Linked DNA regions of Homo sapiens: region 1 is linked to region 2. A link is a loop called in an ENCODE intact Hi-C map of the cell type or tissue named here. Cell type or tissue: B cell. All regions are shown on one strand. Each heading gives the region's core, and the rest is flanking DNA. Links, peaks and the distances in the headings are about the cores only.

Region 1 (11,457 bases), core at 2,044-10,043, 51 kb before region 2:
ACTGTGGTTACTGCAAGGACCTAGGCTCAGGTGCTGTGAGTGGTACCCACTGGGCCGTACACCCCTCTGAGTGCTGGTGGTCAGAGGATTCACTGAGGAGGCCTCTGCATGAGTTATAGATGGTCACACCAAGAGTTGCACCTCCACTGTCAACAGGATGTGCTTGTGAGGGTTTGGAGGTGGCTGGGAGGCCAGGAGGAGATGTTCCAGGGCTGTGAGTTCTGAAGCCCGCCAGAGAAAAGGGCAAAGAGACTCAAGGAGTTCACCCTCTCTCCTCTGGAGGAGCAAACGCCTCTTCCTAAAATACCAGCACCCCCTAGTGGCAGTCGGTGTCCATTTACACCTCAGGGTTCTTAACCCGGAGTCCCTGAACTTTGAGAGGAAAAAGATATGCATCTAATTTTTCACTCATCTTCAACTGAAATTTAGCATTTCCATGAATAATCAATGTAGGCAACACATCACAGTAGTGTCAACAAACAGTACTTGTGATTTTGTCACCAATAAATTTACAGGTATTTTTTACATCACATTACAGCAGTTGGAGGTAACTCAAAATGTCATTTGCATCTGTCGCTATTTGGAAATTATGCCAGTTATTAGTTCCGCCACGAGATCGTGTTATTTAATGCATTAATAAAGAAGCACATTTATTACTAGATTTCCAATTTGATTTATTTATGTTAAAGCTGTAATATAATTGTTACGGTATAATTGGTTTCCTTTATAATCCTGCTTATTTTGTTTTACAGATTTAAAACATTAATCTGGCCGGGTGCGGTGGCTCACGCCTGTAATCCCAGCACTTTGGGAGGCCGAAGTGGGCGGATCACGAGGTCAGGAGGTCGAGACCATCCTGACTAACATGGTGAAACCCTGTCTCTACTAAAAATACAAAAAATTAGCCGGGGGTGGTGGCGGGCGCCTGTAGTCCCAGCTACTCGGGAGGCTGAGGCAGGAGAATGGCCTGAACCCGGGAGGCGGAGCTTGCAGTGAGCTGAGATCCCGCCACTGCACTCCAGCCTGAGCAAACAAAACAAAACAAAAAAAATAAAACATTATCCTGAAATGAGGTCCATGGGCTTTACTGGGCTGCCAAAGGGGTCCATGACTTAAAAATGGTGAAAGACCCTGCCTCAGAAGGAGCAGGTTTAATCAAATCTTCTTCTGCCACCAAGGCAGGCTCTGCAGTTGTGGGATTCAGAACAGCCCAGAACCAAGGAAAGTTGGGCTGGGGATGGGTGACAACGACAATGTTTTACCTTAGACTGATTATCTGTTGACCCAGTGGTTTGAATTGAGAGGCATCCTTATTCAGAACCCCTAAATCCTGCTGATGTTGGTGCACTGGGGAGGCAGCGGGACTTCTCCCAACGGGCAACAAATGTTGTCAGTGAGTTTGCCTTTTGAAAAAAATGGTAAAATACTATGGTGAGCCAGGGTGGAGTCTACTAGAACTAGGCAGTATCACCTTCAGGAAACAAAATGGTTTCTAGGTCAAAGAGGCGTATAACATTGTGTATGTTGATATAAAGAAAAAAGATGCCTACTTTTTTTTTTTTTTTTTTTTTTTTTTTTGAGATGGAGTCTCGCTCTGTCACCCAGGCTGGAGTGCAGTGGTGAAATCTTGGCTCACCGCAACTTCAGTCTCCTGGGTTCAAGCGATTCTCCTGCCTCAGCCTCCCCAGTAGCTGGAACTATAGGCTCGTGCCACCATGCCCAGCTAATTTTTTGTATTTTTAGTGGAGACGGGGCTTCACCGTGTCAGCCAGGCTGGTCTCCATCTCCTGACCTCATGATCCGCCTGCCTCAGCTTCCCAAAGTGCTGGGATTACAGGCGTGAGCCACCGCGTCTGGCCAAAAGATGCCTACTTTTAAAGAACATTAAAAATTCTTTTTACTGTAGACTGCAAATACATTTAGAAAGGGCACATAGCATGCATGTATGGTTTAATAAATAATTATAAAATTTGGAATGACCACCAGGAAATAAAATGCCACTCCCTCTCCCAACAAGCCTGCCATGGACTTCTCCCTGATCATAATGCTACCCCTTTCCAAGAGACTGCCACTCTCTGAACTTCTGTGGTTTCAACTTGTAGATTACTAATGAGATTGTGCATCTTTTTATAAGTTGATTGGCTATGAATTTTTTTTCTGTGAAATGCAAGTTTATGTCTTTTGCCTATTTTCTACTCAGATGTTTTCTTTAACTTATTGATTTATAAGAGTATCTTATCTATTTGGGGTGTTAAATGTCAGTTATATGTGTTGGAAACATATTCTCCAAGTTTAGGGTTTGTGGTTTTTTTGTGTGTGTGTGTTTTTTTTTTGAGATGGAGTCTTGGTCTGTTGCCCAGGCTGGAGTGCAGTGGCGTGATCTCGGCTCACTGCAAGCTCCACCTCCCGGGTTCACGCCATTCTCCTGCCTCAGCCTCCCGAGTAGCTGGGACTATAGGCGCCCACCACCACGCCTGGCTAATTTTTTTGTATTTTTAGTAGAGACAGGGTTTCACCGTGTTAGCCAGGATGGTCTTGATCTCCTGACCTCGTGATCCGCCCGCCTCGGCCTCCCAAGGTGCTGGGATTACAGGCGTGAGCCACCGTGCCCGGCCCTATGGGGTTTGTGTTTTTACATTTTGTTGTCGTTGGTGTTGTTGCCCAGGCTGGAGTGCAATGGCATGATCTTGGCTCACTGTAACCTCCGCCTCCCGAGTTCAAGTGATTCTCCTACCTCAGCCTCCCAAGTAGCTGGGATTACAGGCATGTACCACCATGCCCGGGTAACTTTGCATTTTTAGTAGAGAAAAGGTTTCTCCATGTTGGTCAGGCTGGTCTTGAACTCCTGACCTCAGGTGATCTGCCCACCTCAGCCTCCCAAAGTGCTGGGATTACCAGCGTGAGCCACCGCACCCGGCCTTTTCATCTGTATTTTCTTTTCAATGTTTTAAAGTTTTGTTTTTCACATTTAAGTATTTAATCCATCTGAGGAACTTCTGCTTTAAAGTAGAATGCAAGAAACTAGTGATAAGTTTCTGTTGTAACAGCTTGAAACACTAGATAAATTATAATAATTGTATTAGTCTGTTCTCACACTGCTAATAAAGACATAACTGAGACTGGGTAATTTATAAAGGAAAGAGGTTTAATGGACTCACAGTTCCACATGGCTGAGGAGGCCTCACAATCATGGCAGGAGGCAAAGGAGGAGCAAAGTCACATCTTACATGGATAGTGGCAGGCAAGAAAAGAGAATTTGTGCAGGGAAACTCCCCTTTATAAAACCATCAGATCTCATGAGACTTATTCACTATCATAAGAGCAGCATGAGAAAGACCTGCCCCCATGATTCATTATCTCCAACTGGGTCCCTCCCACAACACATGAGAATTATGGGAGCTACAATTCAAGATGAGATTTTGGTGGGGACACAGCCAAACCATATCAATAATCATATTTTTAAATGCATCAATGATCTGGGAAAGCAAATAAAATTAGATTAACTAAAAAAAGGAAGAATGTTGCTTAGGTGAGCCAAGATCAACAGCCTCTTTGGTCCAAAGGACATTTGCTGAATCTAAGCACAAAGTTAGGGTCAGGATTGCCATAGGGAGAGGTTTCTAATAGGGGAATGAAAAATCAGCAAAGTCAGATTTTTCTGACTTTCTCAAATCCGAAACATATTTGGACAGACATTTCACCAAAGAGTATCTACAATGGCAAATAAGCACATGAAAAGATGTTCGGTACCATTAGTCACTGGGGAAATGCAAAGTAAATCCACATTAAGTACCAATAGCAAATGTTAGTGAGAAGGTGGAACACTTGGAACCCAGACCTATTGGTAAGAATGTAAAACAATACAACTGGCTTGGAAAACAGTTTGGCAGTTTCTTAAAGTGTTAAACATACATCTACCACATAATCAGCCATTTTTCTTGTAGATATTCGCCAAAGGAAGATGAAAGCATGTGTTCATGCCAAGACTTATATATGAATATTCATAGCAGATTTATTTGTAATAGACAAAAACTGAAAAAAAAAACAACTAAATGTCCATCAAAGGTAAATAGATAAATTAGGGTAAATCTATACAACAAAATATTATTTAGCAATAAAAAGGATGGAGTTATTTTATTTTATTTTGGAGAGGGTCTCGCCCTGTTGCCTAGGCTGGAGTGCAGTGGGGTGATCATGGCTCACTGCAGCCTCCACCTCCTCAGCTGGCTCAAGTGATCCTCCTGCCTCAGCCTCCTGAGTAGCTGGGACTATAGGTGCACACCACCACACCCAGCTAATTTTTAATTTTTTTTTGTAGAGGCAAGGTCTTACTATGTTGCCTAGGTTGGTCTTGAACTCCTGGGCTAAAGCCATCCTCCTGCCTCAGACTCCCAAACTGTTGGGATTACAGGCTTGGTCCGCCACACCCAGCCAGGATGGACTTTTGACACATTCAACAGCATGGTGAATCTCAAAACAATTAAGATGAATGAAGGCATCTAGACAAAGAAGAGTACATACTATATGATTCCATTTATTTAAAATTCTAAAATTCTAGAAAATGAAAACTAATCTATAGTAACAGAAAGCAGGTCAGTGGTTGCCTAGAGGCAGTGGATGGATGGGAGGAAGGGACTAGAAAGGGCCACAAGAAACCTTCTGGGAGTAAAGGACGTTCATTATCTTGATTGTGGAGATGTATTTTCATGGGTCTATATGTATGGCCAAAGTTCTCAAATTGCACTGTTTACATATGTGCACTTTATTGTATATCAATTATATCTCGATAAAGCTGTAAAAAAATTTTTAATCCTACAAAGAAAACTCTAGGCCCAGATGATGTTACAGATAAATTATTTCAAACATCTAAGGAAGAAACAGTACTAATATTACATAAACTCTTTAATAGCATAGAGGAAGAGGAAACACTTTAAAAAATAATAATAATAATGGAGATAGGCTCTTGCTATGTTGGCCAGGCTGGTCTTGAACTCCTGGGCTCAAACCATACTCCCACCTTGGCCTCCCAAAGTGCTGGGATTACAGGTGTGAGCCACTATGCCCAGCTGGAAACACATTCTAAGTCTTTTTGTGAGGCTAGTATAACTGGATACTAGAACCTGACAAAGACGTTACAGAAAGAGAGAATAACAGGACAAATTCTGTCATGAATATAGATGCAAAGTTCTAAACAAAATGTTAACAAATTCAACCCACAGTGTACAAGTAAGATAATGCATATGACAAAGTGGAGTATTTTCTAGGATTGGAAAATTGGTTTAATATTAAAAGATCAACCAATGAAATTCACCATGAAACAATACAAAGGATAAAAAGACATATGATCATCTCAATAGATGCAGAAAAAGCACTGGATAAAATTCAACACTTGTTCAGAATAAAAATTCATCAAACTAGAAAATTTCCGTTAGCTGATAAAGTGTAATTCATATGGAACTAATTTTGTGTTATGTACAAGATAGAAAGGATTCTATTTTATTTTTGTATATGAATTATCAACTATGCCAGCAACATGTATTGAAAGGGCTCCCCCTTTCTCCTCTGACCTGTAATGCCATCTAGGTCTTAAATCATACTTCCACATATGTGCAGATCTATTTCCACTGACCTGCCTATACCTGCACCAGTACCACCCAGTCATAGCTTTAGGACGCATTTTGATCCTTCATAAGGAAAAACCACACCACCACCTCTGCCCACCCACTTCCTTTTTTTTGAGACAGGGTCTCACTCTGTTGCCCAGGCTGGAGTTCAGTGGTGCAATCTTGGCTCACTGCAGCCTCAACCTCCTACCTCAGCCTTCCGAGTAGCTGGGACTACAGGCGTGAGCCACTGTGCCTGGCCACACTTCTTCCTAGGAGTATCTTGTATATTCTCAGTCCCTTGCTCTTCCATATACAGTACTGAAACACCTGAGCAAATTCCACTTACAACTTTGTTGGGATTTTTTCTTGGGGTTGGTCGCATCAGATTTGGTGAGACTTCATTCTTATACTTTGCTATGAGACATGTTTTTCTTTTAACGTGTTTATAAAGACTGATTTAGTCTTTATTTAGTATGTCCAACATCTGGCTTCCTCTGAGACAATTTCTATTGACTTTTATTTCCTGTGTGTGGGATATACTGTTTCTTTGAGTGCCTCATAATTTGTAGTTGAAAACAGGACATTTTACATTTGGAAATCAGATTCACACCCCCTTCCCAGCGTTTGTTGTTGCTGCTGTTTGTTGATATTGTTGTTGCTGCTACTGTTTAGTTTGTTTAGTGGCTTTCCTGTACTAATTCTATGAAGTCTGTATTATTTGTTTTGTGTGGCCAAGGAAGTCTGTGCTCCTTTAGCTTAGTGGTCAGCTAATGTTTAAATAGAGGTTCTTTAAATGCCCAAACCAATTGATCTCCCTGCACTTTGCCAGGGAACTGTGCGTGTGTGTTGACAAACACTCTGATTGCCCTAGTTAGTTTACATCTCTGCCTTAACTTTCACTTCCTGCTTGAGCACATGCCGAAGGTCAGCTTGAGGTGAGAGACTGGGGCCTTGTCAGGTCTTTCACGGGCATGAACATGTGCCTACTCTTCTAGATCTCCAGGACTATGTCAGAGCTTTCCAAAGCCCCCTAGCTCATTTCCCAGATTTTGCCAGAGGCAGCTGCACTGTTAAACAATTGCTGTTGATTGCTTTCAACAAATACTCCAGTAGTAGGGCAAGCTCTGAGTCAGGTCAAATAAAAACATCTGTGAATGGGGCTTTTCCAGGGAATTGCCAGCGCAGTCAAATAGTGACAGTTCTCTGGGATGGGACCTTTGGGGGTGCCCCAAAACCACCTGCCTCCTCCAGTGGCTGCAACATTGCTGCTTTGCACAGCTACCATGGTTGTAAGATTTTCAAGTCTACCTCAGAGCTGGGGAGAGGGAGATGAGAACAGGGGAAGTTAAAAATGCTGCAGAACTCACTGTTCTTACTGAGAGTCAGCATTTTTTCTTGAATAAATGCTCCTGAGATTGTTGCAAGTTTTTGGTTAATTTACAGAGTTCTAAAAAGGTTTTTATTTTATTTATTTTTTATTTTTTTTGCCAGTGTTCTCACTGCTTTTATGGAGGAATGAATTTTGGGGGGTCTCCACTCTGCCGTTTTGGAAGTGCTTCTCCAGGATTGCATTGAATCTTATAGGTCAGTTTGAAGAGAGTTGATATTTTTATAATACATTTTGTCCATAAAATGGGATAACTTGCCAATTATTTCTATGTTTTTCAGTGAAGTTTTACAGTATTCTGTATATTGTCTTGTAAATGTTTTATGTTTACTGTCCTAGCTTATGTTGCAACAATTATCTTGTAATTTAAAAAAATATGTATTTTGTTAGTTGCTGGTGTACAGCAACGGAATCCATTTTTTTGTACAGTGATTCTAGAGCCAGTTATCTTAACTGCCAATCTTATTTCTAATAATTTCTTTCTTTCTTTTGCTCGCTCACTCTTCTTTCTTCTTTCTTTCTTTCTCTCTCTGTCTCTCTCCCTCCCCCTTTCCTTTCCTTTCCTTTCCTTTCCTTTCCTTTCCTTTCCTTTCCTTTCCTTTCCTTTCCTTTTTCCTTTCCTTTCCTTTCCTTTCCTTCTAGATGGAGTTTTGCTCTTGTTGCCCAGGCTGGAGTTCAATGGCGCAGTCTCAGCTCACTGCAATCTCCACCTCCCAGGTTCAAGCGATTCTCCTGCCTAAGCCTTCGTAGTAGCTGGGATTACAGGCATCAGCCACCACACCTAGCTAATTTTTGTATTTTTAGTAGAGACGGGGTTTCACCATGTTGGCCAGGCTGGTCTCAAACTCCTGACCTCAGACAATCCACCTGCCTCAGCCTCCCAAGGTGCTAGGATTTCAGGCATGAGCCATCGTGCTTGGCCTATTTTTAATAATTTCTTTGTGTCTTCTTTTCAGTTTTCTGTATAGACAAGCATATACTCTTTGAATAATGGCCTTTTCTTCTTCCTTTACAATGTTTTTAAATTGTGTTGTTATCTTAATATTCTGGCTGGGGTATCTGATATAATGGTGAATAGAAGTGGTAACAAGGCACATCCTTGTCTTGTGCCTGATCTTTTTTTTTTTGAATCCATATGTGTTTATTTAAAATTAACTGCTCTTGGAAACACCCTGCTCTTCACATGCTTTTTCAAAAATACCTTTGTTGAGAAAAAAGTTACATCCCAAACAAATCACTCATTTAAAGTGGTTTTTAGGATATTCAGAGTTGTGCAACCATCACCCCAATCAGCATTTTCATCACCCCAAAAACAAACCCCATGCCCATTAGCAGTCACTTAACTATTTCTTTCCAACCATCCCTAAGCAGCCACCAGTTGACTTTCTGTCTTTATGAATTTGACTGTTCCAAACATTTCATACAAATGCAATCACACAATACAGGGGTGATTTGCAACTGGCTTGTTTCACTTAGAATAAAGTTTACAAGGTTCATCTATGTTGTAGCTTATGCCTGATATTAAAAAGGATGCTTCGGCCGAGCGTGGTGGCTCATGCCTGTAATCCCTACACTTTGGGAGGCCGAGGTGGGCCGATCACGAAGTCAGGAGATGGAGACCATCCTGGCTAACATGGTGAAACCCCATCTCTACTAAAAATGCAAAAAATTAGCCGGGCGTGGTGGCACGTGCCTGTAATCCCAGCTACTCGGGAAGCTGAGGCAGGAGAATCGCTTGAACCTGGGAGGTGAGGTTGCAATGAGCCGAGATCTCGCCATTGCAACCCAACCTGGGGGACAGAGCGAGACTGTCTCAAAATAAATAAATAAACGAATAAATAGGATTCTTCCTAGTATTTCTTTGTTAAAATTAAGTGTTTATTATAGGCATTTACTAAATACTCTATTTCAGGTTAGGGAAATTCTATTCTTAGTTTTCTAAGAGATTTCCCCCCCGCCCCCAAACACTGATAATTTTATGAAATGCCTTTTAAGCGTCCTGTCGGACTCTTACACGGTTAATATGATGAATGACACCATAGAATTTTCTGCTGCCAAATTACCCTTGCATTCCTGGGTTAAACCCAAGTGGTCATAATGTATAATCATTTTTGGTTTCCTATCTTTGTATCTAGCGTCACAAATAAAATCGGCCTGTAATTTTTATTTCTTCTATCTTTATCTAGTTTGGATATCAAGGTTATGGTGCCCTCATAAAATGAGTTGGGGACTATTCTTTCTTCTTCAGTCATCTGAAAGGGTTTGTACATAATTGGAATGAGCTGGTTTTGTTATTTTTTTTCCAGGAAAAAAATGGCCATTTCATCTAAGTTTTAAAATTTATGAGCCTAATATTATTCACAGTATTATATGTTATTTTCATAATCTCTACTGCATCTGTAGTTATGTCTCTTTTTTGACCCTAATATTATTTACTTGTACTTTCTATTTCTTATCTATCTTGCCAGATATGTGTTTATGTTGTCAAATAACCATTTTTTGGCTTCATTTGGTTCTGACAAATATTTATTATTTCATTAATCATGGCTCTTATTTTTATTATCTCCTTTTTTTAGGAGGTAGGGACTAATCTATTGCCCTTTTTTTTTTCTTTTTTGAGACAGTCTTGCTCTGTCACCCAGGCTGGAGTGCAGTGGTGCAATCTCCGCTCACTGCAACCTCCACCTCCCAGATTCAAGCAATTCTCCTGCCTCAGCCTTCTGAGTAGCTGAGGTTATAGGTGCCCACTACCACACCCAGCTAATTTTTTGTATTTTTAGTAGAGACGGGGTTTCACCATTTCGGCCAGGCTGGCCTCAAACTCCTGACCTCAGGTGATCCACCCGCCTCGGCCTCCCAAAGTGCTGAGATTACAGGTGTGAACCACCGTGCCCAGCCCCTATTGTCCTTTTTCTAACTTCTTAGACAGTTTATTAATTTTCAGCCTTCTTTTCTCAGATTAGCATTTAAGAGGCCACAAATTTCCTTCTATGTATGGCTTTTACTTGTGTCCCACGAGTTTTGATATGTAATATTTTCATCGTCATTCAGTTCTAAGTATTTATTTAACTTATTTTTAGGGATAGGGTCTTGCTATGTTGCCCAGGCTGGAGTACAGTGGCTATTCAGAGGTACCAACATATAGTGCACTACAGCCTTAAACTCCTGGGCTCAAGCAATCCTCCCGCCTCAGCCTCCAGAGTAGCTGGGACTACAGGCATGCACCAATGTGCCCAGCTTCAGTTCTAAGTATTTTTAAAATGTTTCCAGTGTGATTATTTTTCTTTGACCTAGAGGCAATTTAGAAGTGTCCAGTTTTATCATTTAAAACTATTTTTGTTATGGCACTGTGGTCAGAGAATGTGGTCCGCATGACATCAGTTCTCTGAAATTTGTTGAGACTTGATTTGTGGCCTTGCCCGTGATTTATTTCAGTAACTGTTCCAGCTGGGCTTGAGAAGAATATGACTGTTTCTCAATAATTGGGTGTAGGGTTATATATATGATTATCAAATCCAGTTTAATTGTTTTTGATGAAATCTTTTGTTTGTTTGTTTGTTTTGTTTTGAGACAGATTCTCACTGTGTCACCCAGGCTGGAGTACAGTGGCCTGATCTTGGCTCACTGAAACCTCTACCTCCTGGATTCAAGTGATTCTCGTGCCTCAGCCTCCAAAGTAGCTGGGATTACAGGCATGCACCTCCATGCCTGGCTAATTTTTGTATTTGTTAGTAGAGACGAGGTTTCACCATGTTGGCCAGGCTTTTCTCGTGGACACAAGTGATCCACCCACCTTGGCCTCCCAAAGTGCTGAGATTACAGGTGTGAGCCACTGCCCCTGGCCTCTTTTGAGGCATTAATATTTCACAGAGGCTTGTCAAAACCTCACAATGATGATTAATTTCTCAATTTCTCCATGTGGTTCTATTAATTCTTGCTTTATGTAATATTTAGATTTTTAAAATTAGTTTTGTATAAGTTTAAATTTGTTTTATCTGTTGATGAGTTAAAACTGTATCACTATATCATATCTCTACTTCTAATAATACTTGTCTATTTTAATCTGAAATTGACACAGCTAACCACCTTTATTTTAGTTAGTTTTCGCTTGGTATTTCTTTTGCCATCCTTTGGCTTTCAGCACTTTTGTGTCTTCATACCTTAGAAATACCTCTTAGAAACTGCAACTGGCCGGGTGCAGTGGCTCACGCCTGTAATCCCAGCACTTTGGGAGGCAGAGGCGGGCAGATCACTTGAGGTCAGAAGTTCGAGACCAGCCTGGCCAACATGGCGAAACCCCGTCTCTACTAAAAATACAAAAAAAGTAGCCGGGTGTGGTGGCAGGCACCTGTGATCTCAGCTACTCGGGAGGCTGAGGCAGGAGAACCGCTTGAACCCGAGAGGCGGAGGTTGTGGTGAGCTGAGATGGCACCACTGTACTCCAGCCTGGGCGACAGTAAGACT
Region 2 (11,457 bases), core at 1,121-9,120:
GGTTTTCATCAATGCAGGAGGCTCTGACACCACACCTTCAGCCAGGCCCCCATCTCCCAGGGGAAGCAGGCTTAGGGGCTGCCCTTGTGAAGTCATACAAGAAGCCTGATATGAGAGATTAGAAACTCCCCGCAGCTCTCTGGGGGTTGTTTTTAAAAGGAATTAAACTGTCCTGAGAGAGATGTGTAAGACTAAGCTGAGATGGGGACCACCATGAGAACTGAAACACTCTATTTGGAGCTTTCCAGAAATACGCAGATTTGAGGAATTCTGGAGTAGGGAAGGACATTGGGGCAGGAAGGTGACCCCTTCTCACACCAGGACTCCAGAATACATGAATATCAAAAGGCAATGACAGTCCCTGGGAGAGGGAGGGGCCACGTTCCCATTCCTCTTGGCTGCACAGCTTCTGGGGAGCAGAGATTCTCAGCCAGGCATCCGTGAACTTGGATGGAGAACACGTGGCATCGTTATTTTCACTCACCTGTAACTGAAGTTCGCATTTGAACGTAGGCAAAAACCACAGTCATATCAGTAGCACCTGTGACTTTGTCACCAACAGAAATCCAGATGTTTTCGTGTCACTTTGAGGTTGCAGATACCTCAAATGTCATTCATGCTCTTTACTACGTTTAGGTGATCACAGTGATTAGACTCACTGCTGGGCTTTTATTATTTCATGTGTTAATGAGAAGAACGTATACTCCCATTTCATAAATCTGATGATTTAAAAATAGTTTGACCATTGTATTTCAGTGTAACTCATTTCCTTTGCAATTCTGTGTATTTTATTTCATGCATTTAAAGCATTATTCTGAAGAGGGGTCTGTAGATGTCAGACTGCTGAATGGTCCCATGGTGCAAAAAAGTTTAGGAATTCCTACTGCTGGAGCAATTGGGTAGAGAATTCGAGGTGTTACCTGACAGCTGGGGAGGGCTTTGGTGTTCGGCAGGCCTGAGTTAGCATCATTGCTCTCACTTGCTGCAGATCCTGAGAAAGTGACTTTATCTCTCAGAGCCATCGTTTCCTTATGTGTAAAACAGAGATGAAGAATGACCACCTGGAAGGATTGTCCCATGTGAAAGTGCCTGCCTCTTCCAGCAGCTGACAGGTAGTAGGAACTCACTGTGGGTAGTAGCTGATGGCGGTGGCACCAGCTTATGTAAGCCCACAAGACTCAAGCAGGATTCTCTTTTTACAGAGGAAACTCCAGGCTACGTTCATTTCTTACTGTCCCTCATGTAGAAAGGTAAACTTGGGTCATACCTGGATACTGTCTCTCATCTTTTTCTTTTGCTCTGAGCAAGTAGCTCCCATGTATCCAATATGAATCTTGGTCCATAAATTCAAGCATTTGAGAAATAAAATTACAAATATATACTTGAAATGCTTCAAGTGTATCTGAGAAATTCTTGGTATGTCCACACAGTGAAATATTACTCAGTCATAAAAAGGAGTAAGTACTGTTACATACTACGACATGGATGAACCTAGAAAACATGCACTAAGTGAAACAAACCAGATGCAAAAGACCACATATCATAAGACTTCATTTATATGAATTGTCCAGAATAAGCAAACCCATAAAGACAAAAAGTAGATGACTGGTTGCCAGAGGATAAGGGGAGGGAGAATGGAGAGTGATTGCTAATAGGTATAGGGTTTCTTTTTGGAGCGATGAAAATATTCTGGGATCAGATAGTTGTGATGGTTACATACTTAGTGAGTATAGTAAAAGCCGCTGAAGGGTATTCTTTAAAATGTTGAGTTTACGTTACATGAATTACAGCTCAAGAAAAAAAGTAAAAATCACTGCCAAACCTATGGACATTGAAAAGATAATAAAGGAATATTATGAACAACTCTATGCCCACCAATTTGCTAACTTAGATGAAATGGAATAATTTCTTATTTCTATTAAAACTCATACAAATAGAAGTAGATTATCTGAATAGGCCTATATCTATTAAATAAATTGAATCAATAATCTTCCAAAACAAAAAAGTTTCAGGCCCAGATGGTTTCACTGGTGAATTCTACCAAACATTTAAAGAAAAAATGGCCGGGTGCGGTGGCTCACATGTGGAAGCCCAGCACTTTAGGAGACTGAGGCAGGCAGATCACCTGAGGTCAGGCGTTCAAGACCAGCCTGGCCAACATGGTGAAACCCCGTCTTTACTAAAAATACAAAAAATTAGCTGGGTGTGGTGGCAGGTGCCTGTAATCCCAGCTACTCAGGAGGCTGAGGCAGGAGAATCACTTGAACCCAAGAGGTGGAGGTTGCAATGAGCCGAGATTGTGCCATTGCACTCCAGCCTGGGCAACAAGAGTGAAACACACACACACACAAAAGAAAAAATGATGGCAACTCTCTACAGTCCATTCCAGAAAATAGAAGAAGAGGGAGTGCTTCCTAACTCATTCTATGAGGCCAGCATTACCTAATACCAAAACCGGACAAAAATATTACAAAAAACGAAAACTACAGATCAATATCTTTCATTAATATAGGTGTAAAAATCCTCAATAAAACATTAGCAAATTGAATCCAACGATACACGAAAAGAATTATAGATCACAGCTAAGAGGGATTTATTCTGGATATACAAGGCTGATTCAATATTTGAAAGTCAACTAACGTAGTTAATTACATCAACAGGCTGAAGAAGAAAAATCATAAAACTAGATACAGAAGAAACATTTGATAAAGTCCAATACCCATTTATGATAAAAATTCTCATCACACTAGAAATAGAGAGGAACTTCTTCAGCTTGATAAATACTTATACAGAAAACGTACAGCTAACATTATGGTGAGAAACTAGATGTTTTCCCCCTAAGACTGGGACCAAGGCAAAGATGTCTTCACTTACCACTCATATTTAACATCGTACTGGAAGTCCTACGTAAAGCAAAAATATAAGAAAAGGAGATGAAAGGTATACAGATTGGGAAGGAAGTTTCTGTTCACCAAATAACATGATTGTCTATGTATAAAATCCCAAAGAATCAACAATGACAAAAAACAACATTCCTGGAACTAAGCAATTATAGTAAGGTTTCAGAGTGCAAGATAAATACACAAAAGTCAAGTGCTTGCCTATATACCAGCAATGAACAATTGGAATTTGAATTAAAAATACAATACCATTTACACTAGCACCAAAAAATGAAATAATCAGATATGAATCTAACAAAATATATACAAGATTTATATGAGAAAACAATAAAATGGATAAAAAAATCTACAGAAATCTAAATAAATGGAGAGGTATTCCATGTTCATGTATAGAAAGACTCACTATTGTTAAGCTGTCAGTTCTTTTAGTTTTATCTCTAGACTCGATGCAATCTCTATCAAGACTCCAATAAATTACTTTGTGAATATTGACAAACTCATTCTAACACTTATATGAAAAGAAAAAGACCTAGAATAAACAACACAACATTGAAGAAGAACAAAGTCAGAAGACTGACATTACTAACTTACTAAGACCTGCTATAGAGACTTGTAAGACTTACTATAAAGGTGCATCCATACAATGGAATATTATTCAGTGGGAAAAAGAAAAGAGCTATCAAGCCATGAAAAAACATGAAAGAATCTTAAGTGCATGCATATTGCTAAATGAAAGAAGCCAATCTGAAAAAAACTACATACTGTATAATCCCAACTATGTGATGTCCTGGAAAAGGCCAATCTATGGAAGCAGTAAAAAAGAAGAATGGCTACCAGATGCTGGAGGGAGTAGGATGAATAGATGGAGTATAGGGGATTTTCTGGGCAGTGAAAATATTCTGTGATACTGTAATGTGTATTGATATTATATATTTGGAGAAACTCATAGAATTGTACAACACAAAGAGTGCACCCTAACGCACACTGTGGACTTCAGTGACTACTCTTGTATCAATATTGGTTTATTAATTTTAACGAATGAACCGCACTAATGGAAGATATTAATAATAGAGGAAACTGTGGGTGGGAGGAGGAAGGAGAGGGAGTATATAGGAACTCTCTGTACTTTAATATTTCTATAAACCTAAAACTACTTTAAGAATTAAAGTCTATAAAAGAAATAGAAATAAACATTGTCTCCTTTTTTTTTTTTTTTTTGAGATGGAGTCTCGGTCTGTCACCCAGGCTGGAGTGCAGTGGCGCAAGCTCAGCTCACTGCAATCTCCGCCTCCCGGGTTCACGCCATTCTCCTGCCTCAGCCTCCCGAGTAGCTGGGACTACAGGTGCCCGCCACCACGCCCGGCTAATTTTTTGTATTTTTAGTAGAGATCGGGTTTCACTGCGTTAGCCAGTATAGTCTCGATCTCCTGACCTCGTGATCCGCCCGCCTCAGCCTCCCAAAGTGCTGGGATTACAAGCGTGAGCCACCATGCGTGGCCTTGTCTTCTTATGTTGACTGAAATCCGATGCCAAGCCCCATCCTGCCAGGAGCTGTCCGGGAGCTCAGAGCTGTTCACTTTCCTGCCACAAACCTTCCTCAGGATGGTTGCCTTCTTATTTAGCATGGGGATAGGGTGAGGGGAGAGCACAATGTACAGAAAGAAATAAATTAATAGAAATATAAATTATCCTGTATTTGTACTCTGAGGTCTTAGGAACAGCTCCGGGGAAGCTTGGGTTCTGACCTGAATCTCTTCCTTTGGCCTCTGGCAGAGGAAACAAGGAAGGAAGCAGGTCTCCCAGGCAACCTGCCCACACTGTGGGTGGCCAAAAACGACTCGTTCAACACCTCTGAAGACTGACTCACTGGGACGTTGCAATAGACGTGATTTCCCCTTGAAGCCAGAGGAATATCCCCTATTGCTCATATGGTCATAACATCATGGGCCTATATTTGGGCGGGGCTTTCGTTTGCACACTCATGTAACTTTCCAGGGAGAATCTGCCCAGACCCTGTGCCAGGCACTGGGGTTAGAACCATTATGTTAGATGGGACATTGACGTCAGAGTTGAAAGCCCGCTAGAGAAATAGGCAGTTATAACGCAGGCACAGTGGAAGCAGAGATGCTCTGGGAGCTGAAAGGGTGGGGGTGGACATCCAGCCAAGCCTGGAGGTCAGAAGATCTCCCCTGAAGAAGTGACCTGGAAATGGAAGACAGAAGAATGCATATTAAGATCCACATCAGAAACAGGGGAACATGGTGGAAATGTTTCAGGCAGAGGCAGCACATGCAGGAAGAAGTTTTATGGAGAGGAAAGGTAGAGGTTTGAGACTGACTAGAGAAGAAGGGCACAGAACTCTTGGGGTCCAGTGAGCCATGTTATGGGCTTGAGTTTTGACTCAAGGCAATGAAAACCCAAAGGAAAGGTTTCAGAGGGCTGGGAGAGAATGATGTAATCAGATATGCTTTCTCAGGGACAACCGTGCATAGAACAACATGTATACTATGGTTCTATTTATGTTTAAAAACCCATGATACGACTTATTGTGTTGATCTACGTGTGCTTAAATCGTCAGTACCAGATTGTCTTGATTACTGTAGCCCTAGAGCAAATCTTGAAGTCAGATAGGATGAGTCGTCCAACTTTGTCCTTTTCCCAAACTGTATTAGCTATTTTAAGTCTTTGGTATTTCCATATACCGAAGGCATGTTATTCATTTCTATTTTTTAAAGTTTGCTGAGATATTGACTGGGATTGCATTGAATCCATAGATGAACTTGGAGGAAAACTGACATAATATCAATATTGAGTCTTCTGACTCATAAATGTGGCATATCTCTCCACGTATTCATTGATTTATCTTAGCAATGTCTTGTAGTTTTAATGGTGGGGGTTTTCCACATTCTTTGGTAAATTCCCTAAGAATTTTGGCTTTTTGATGCTATTATGAATGGTGTTTCTAAAAACTTCACTTTCAAATTGGTAGTTATTAATATGTAGAAGTACAATTGACTTTTAAATACTGACTTTGTATTCTGTAACCTTGATAAATTCGCTAATGGTAGTTTTTAATAGATTCCTTAGGATTTTCTAAGTATACAGTCATGTCATCTCAGAGTAAAGACAGCATTACTTCTTCCTCCCTGATATATACGTGTTTTTTCCTTGCCTCATGGCAATGGCTATGACCTCCAGAACAATGTTGAGTAGGTAAGAACAGACATCCTTGCTTTGCTCCCAATAGTAGGTGAAAAGCGTTCAGTTTTCACCTTTAAGTATGATGTTAACTGTAGATTTTTCATAGATGCTCTTTATAAGTTTGAGCAGTTCCCTCTTACTGAGGGTTCTTATAAACGGGGGTTGAGTTTTTTCAAAGGCTTTTTATGCATTCATGAAGTAGTTATGTGATTTTTTTTCACTCTTCTTTATTAATGTGGTGAATTACATTAATTTTTGAAAGTTGACTTTCAGTACAATGACTTTCAGTACAACAACTTTCCAAGTACAGCATTCCAAGTGGGTAAGTCCCATTTGGTCTTTTTATATATTTTTACTTATTTCGGAAATGATTATATTTATATATTTCTAGACTTCATTTTTAATTGTTTTGATAAGAATTTTTGCATCTTGAAATGTAAAATGAGAGATATTGATCTGTACTATTCTTTGTTTGGTAGTGTTCTTGTCTGGTTTTGACATCAGGATTATGCTGGTTTCATCAATGAATTGGGAAGTGTTTCCTCTTCCTCTATTTTATGAAGGAATTTGAGTAAGATTGATATTATTTCTTTCTTAAAGGTTTGATACAATAGCTTTTTAAAAAGCATTTTTAGTAATACATGTCTGCTGGTGACCATCTTTTCAGCATCTTTTTGTCTTCAAATGTCTTTATCTTCATTATTTAAAAATATTGTTTTACCTATAACTTTCTTCACTTCCCAACCCTTTGATTATTTTTATAGTTCTTTTCATGAAAAATTTACAAACATTAAAATGTAAAAAATTTAACTGTACAATTTTGACAAATGTGTACATCCATGTCATCCACAGACCTAACAATATATAAAACATTTCAATCACACCATTAAGTTTCCTAACTTTTGTTTTTGAAGAATATTTCCACTGGATATAGAATTTTAGGTTGAAAGTCCTTTTTTTGTTTTGTTTTTCTTTAAGCACTATAAAGATGTATATCACTCTATCCTAGTTTGTGTTGTTTCTAAGAAGTCAGTAGTTTTTCTCGTTGTTTTCTACATACAATGTGTCTTTTTCTTCTGGCTGCTTTTTGAGATTTTCTCTTTATCTTTGATTTTCAGCAATTAACTATGATATACCTAGGTCTGGTTTTCTTTGCACGTATCCTTCTTGGGTTTTTAGAGCTTCCCAGATCTATGGGTTCATATTTTTTATTAAATTTGGGAACATTTTGGCCATTATTTCTTAAAATATTTTTTTCTGCACCCATTTTCTTTCTTCTCTCTTTTTGAGACATCAATTACATATCTATTAGAACTTTTGGTTGTGCTCAGAAGTCACTGAGGCTCTGTTCATATTTTGAAAACCTTTTTTATTTTCTATATTTTAGTTTGAATGGTTTCTATCGTTTAAGTTCACTGATCTTATTCTTGCAGTGTCCAGTCTTTTATTCAGTCCATCCAATGAACTTTTCTTTTCAGAGATTGTGTTTCCTTTTGGTAATAGATTTCCATTTGGTTCTTTTAAAAATAGCTTCCAGGCCGGGTGCGGTGGCTCACACCTGTAATCCCAGCACTTTGGGAGGCCGAGGTGGGCAGATCACCGGAGGTCAGGAGTTCGAGACCAGCCTAACCCACATGGTGAAACCCTGTCTCTATTAAAAATACAAAAATCAGCTGGGCATGGTAGTGCATGCCTGTAATCTCAGCTTCTTGGGAGGCTGAGGCCAGGAGAATTGCTTAAACCTGGGAGGCAGAGGTTGCAGTGAGCCGAGATCACGCCACTGCACTCCAGCCTGGGCAGCAGAATGAGACTCTGTCTCAAAAATAAAAAAAAAAAGGTTTCCAATTCCCTTCTGAGATTTCTCCATCTGTTAACTTGCTCTGTCCATTTTTCCTTGAAATCTCTGAACATATTTATAATAGATGTTTTAAAGTCTTTGCCTCCTAATTTCAACATACCTACTCTCTTTGGTTTTTATTCATTGAATTACTTCCCTAGTAATGAATTGCATTTTTCTTCATCTTCATCTGTCTAGTAATTTTTTCAGTGTATTCTAGGCATTATGGATGCCACACTGTTGAGCGTCTGGATTTTCTTGTTTTTCTTTAAAGAATTGTATTCTGCCAGGCAGTTAATTTATAGGTGGATAAGCAGGATCCTTTCAAGTGTTTCTTAAAATTTAATGGATGTCTAGATGTCAAGAATTACCTTCCTAGGATCTCAGATGAATGACTGAGGTATCCAGTGAAGTTCCTCCACCCTGGCTGATTGGAAATCCAATGTCTCCCAGCACTGTGCAACTTCTAGAACCTCTGTTCAACTCCAGGCTTTCCAGTAGCTGTTTCTGCCAGGCTTCATGAGGTCTTACCCTGCACAGCTTAGTATTCAGCTAATGTCTTCTTGAGCTCTTCTTTTTCACGTTTCCCTCTTTTCCAGTTCCTTGCCCCACACAGTCCAGCCATTTGTAGAGTTCCAAACTCCAATTTCTGTCTCCTCAACTCGGAAAGCCCCCTGTACTCTGCTTGCATTCTACCTCTATGCTTCAAACAACGGAAGTGCCTTCCAGCAGAAACCCAGCGAAATCAAGAGGCTCCCCTTGTGTGTTTCCCTTCCCTGAGGGATTACAGTCCTGTGCTTGCCTGTTGCCCAGTGTCTATAAACAGTTGCTTCAGCTGTTTTGGGTAGTCTTATAATTGTTCATGGAGGGAGGCTTAGTCCAGTGCCAATTATCCCTTCTCATCTGATGGTGAAAGCACCCCTTCTTTTGGGTGGACTCTCGAATATCACCTCTTTTATGAGATAAATCTATTTGAGTATGATCTGTGGGATTTTAAAAAATAAAGTTTTTAGAAGGATAAAGATCAGACTATTGGTAGTGGTTATTCTAGGTAGTTTTAAAGCTTATATTTTAACATTTTAAACTTATCTGTACAAGGCTTTTAAGTTTTGTTTTTTAATTAGACTTTTACATCTTGAGATAAATCGTAGATTCATATGTCATTCTATGAAATAATAAAGAGAGATCCTTTGTACCCTTTTCTCAGTTTGCTCCAATGGTAACATCTTGCAAAACAAATACGACAATATCACAACCAGGATATTGACCTTGATACAGTCAAGATATAGAATATTGCTATCACCACGAGGATCCCTCATGTTGCCCTTTTTTAGCCACACCCACTTCCCTCCTGCACCTGCCCTAATGCTAACCCTAGCAACCACCAATATGTTCTCCATTTCTATAATTTTGTCACTTCAAAAGTATTGTGCAATGAAATAATATGTTACGCATTCTTTTGGCATTGACTTTGTTTTTATTCAGCATAATTTTCCGGAAGTTAACCCAGGTTGTTGTGTGTATCAATAGTTATTTCCTTTCAATTGCTGAATAATATTCCATAGTATAGATGGACCATAGTCTGTCGAACCATATTCTAAATTGAAAGACATTTAGTTTGTTTTCAGTTTTTGGCCATTTTGAACAAAGCTGTTATAAACATTCATGTACAGGTTTTCGTATGAACATAAGTTTTCCTTTCTTTGAGATAAACGCTCAGGAGCACAATTGCTGGGCCATACAGCAGTTTTAATATATGTTATTTTGTGATATAAATTTCTCTCTCTGAACTACTTTAACTGTATCCCACCAATTTTGATACATTGTACATTCATTTTCATTCCTTCAGTGAATTTTTGGATTTCTCTTGAGACTTCCTCTTTGGCCCATGAATTATTTAGAAGTTTGTTTAGTTTTTGAGTATTTGGAGATTTTTCTGTGATCTTTCTATTATTGATTGCTAGTTTGATTCCATTGTGGTCATAGAATGCACTCTGTATGATTTCAGTTATTTTTAAGTAATTGAAAGTTTGGTTGTTTTAAGGCCCAAGATATGATCTATCTTAGTTTATGTTCCGTAAGTACTTGAAAAAAATGTGTATTCTGCTGTTGTTAGGTGGAGTGCTCTAACATGTTTATTAGATCCTGTTGACTGATAGTGTTGTTGAATTCTTATGCATCCTTGCTGATTTTCTTTACAGTTGTTCTATCAGTGGTTGAGAGAAGGATGCTGAAGTCTCCGATTATTTCTTGTTTTTTACTGTTTTTAAATTCGATCGCTTTTGGGGTACAGGTGGTTTTTGGTTACATGAATGAATTGTATAGTTGTTAAGTCTGGGATTTTAGTGGATCCACCATCTGAGTAGTGTACATTGTACCCAGTAGTTGGTTTTTCATCCCTCACCCCCTTCCATGTCTCCCCCATTCTGAGTCTCCAATGTCCGTTATACAACTCTGTATTTCTTTGCAAACCCATAGCCTAGCTCCCACTTAAAAGTGAGAACATGTGGTATTCAGTTTTCTGTTTCTGCCTTAATTTCCTTGAGATAATGGCCTCCAGCTTCATCCATGCTGCTGCAAAGGACATGATTTTGTTCTCTTTTTTTGGCTGTATAGCATTCCACTGTGGCAGTCCCCACTTATAATTATGAGTTTGTCTATGTTTTCTTTCTGTTCTCTCAGTTTTTGCTTCACATATCTTTTTGGTGTGAACACATTTAGGTTTGCTGTGTCTTTTAGTGAATTGACCTTATGTCATTATATAATGTCCCTCTCTGCTTCTGGTAATTCTCTTTGCTCTGAGCTCCACTTTATCTGATATTAATATAGCCATTGCTGCTTTCTTTTAATTAATGCTTGCACGATATATATTTTCCCACCCTTTTACTTTTAATTTGTCTATATATTTATATATAAAGTGAGTTTCTTGTAGACAGCAAATGGTTGGGTTATGTTTTATAATTCACTACAAATCTCTGTCTTTTAATTGGCTTATTTAGTCCATTTAAATATAATGTAATTACTGATATGTTAGGGCTCAAGTCTGCTATTTTGTTATTGGTTTTGCATTTTTTCCTATGGACTAACTGAACATTCTTTAGAATTCATTTTTTATTTTATCTGTAATGCTTTTATATATATCTATTTGTATAGCTTTTTGAATGGTCACTGCATATATTGTTACTTATCACAGTCCACTGTTATCATTTTACCAGTCCTAGTGAACTGTACCTCCCTTTATTTCCCTTTACCTGCCTCCATTTATAATATGATTGTCTTAAATATTTACTCAGCATACATTTAATGCTACATCAGACTGTGTTATTTTTTATTCAGCCATCTAAGATAACTTAGAAAACTCAAGAGGAGAAGGAAAATCTATTGTATTTACCCAGATTTTTCCCTTTCTTATTATTTCTTCCTGATGTTCCAAGATTTCTTTCTTTTATTATCCTTTTTTCTGTTTAGAGAATTTCCTTTGGCCATTCTTCTAGAGTAGGGATGCTGGTGACAAATTAT

Evidence for each region. A loop is a pair of places that touch in the nucleus more often than their neighbours do. Peaks named below come from ENCODE experiments on the same cell type or tissue, not always from the same donor. Only the 100,000 strongest peaks of a DNase experiment are listed, where the experiment ranks them.
Region 1: it touches region 2 in a loop (4-fold over the local background); 4 of 110 quality-filtered maps call a loop at or near these places.

Annotation. Positions count from the first base shown.
Region 1 is chr17:8,980,566-8,992,022 of GRCh38, reverse strand. No RefSeq gene overlaps it. Among named protein-coding and RNA genes, the nearest start is that of PIK3R5-DT, 20 kb to the right of the region's middle. RefSeq lists enhancers at 1-50, 161-230. In B cell, for the core only: CTCF peaks have their summits at 5,272 and 5,473; a DNase peak (open chromatin) is centred at 6,532; H3K27ac peaks cover 596 bases.
Region 2 is chr17:8,928,715-8,940,171 of GRCh38, reverse strand. All of the region lies in intron 1 of PIK3R5 (phosphoinositide-3-kinase regulatory subunit 5), which reads left to right. Among named protein-coding and RNA genes, the nearest start is that of PIK3R5, 31 kb to the left of the region's middle. RefSeq lists a silencer at 529-638. In B cell, for the core only: no CTCF peak of the experiment used is centred there; a DNase peak (open chromatin) is centred at 4,775; H3K27ac peaks cover 469 bases.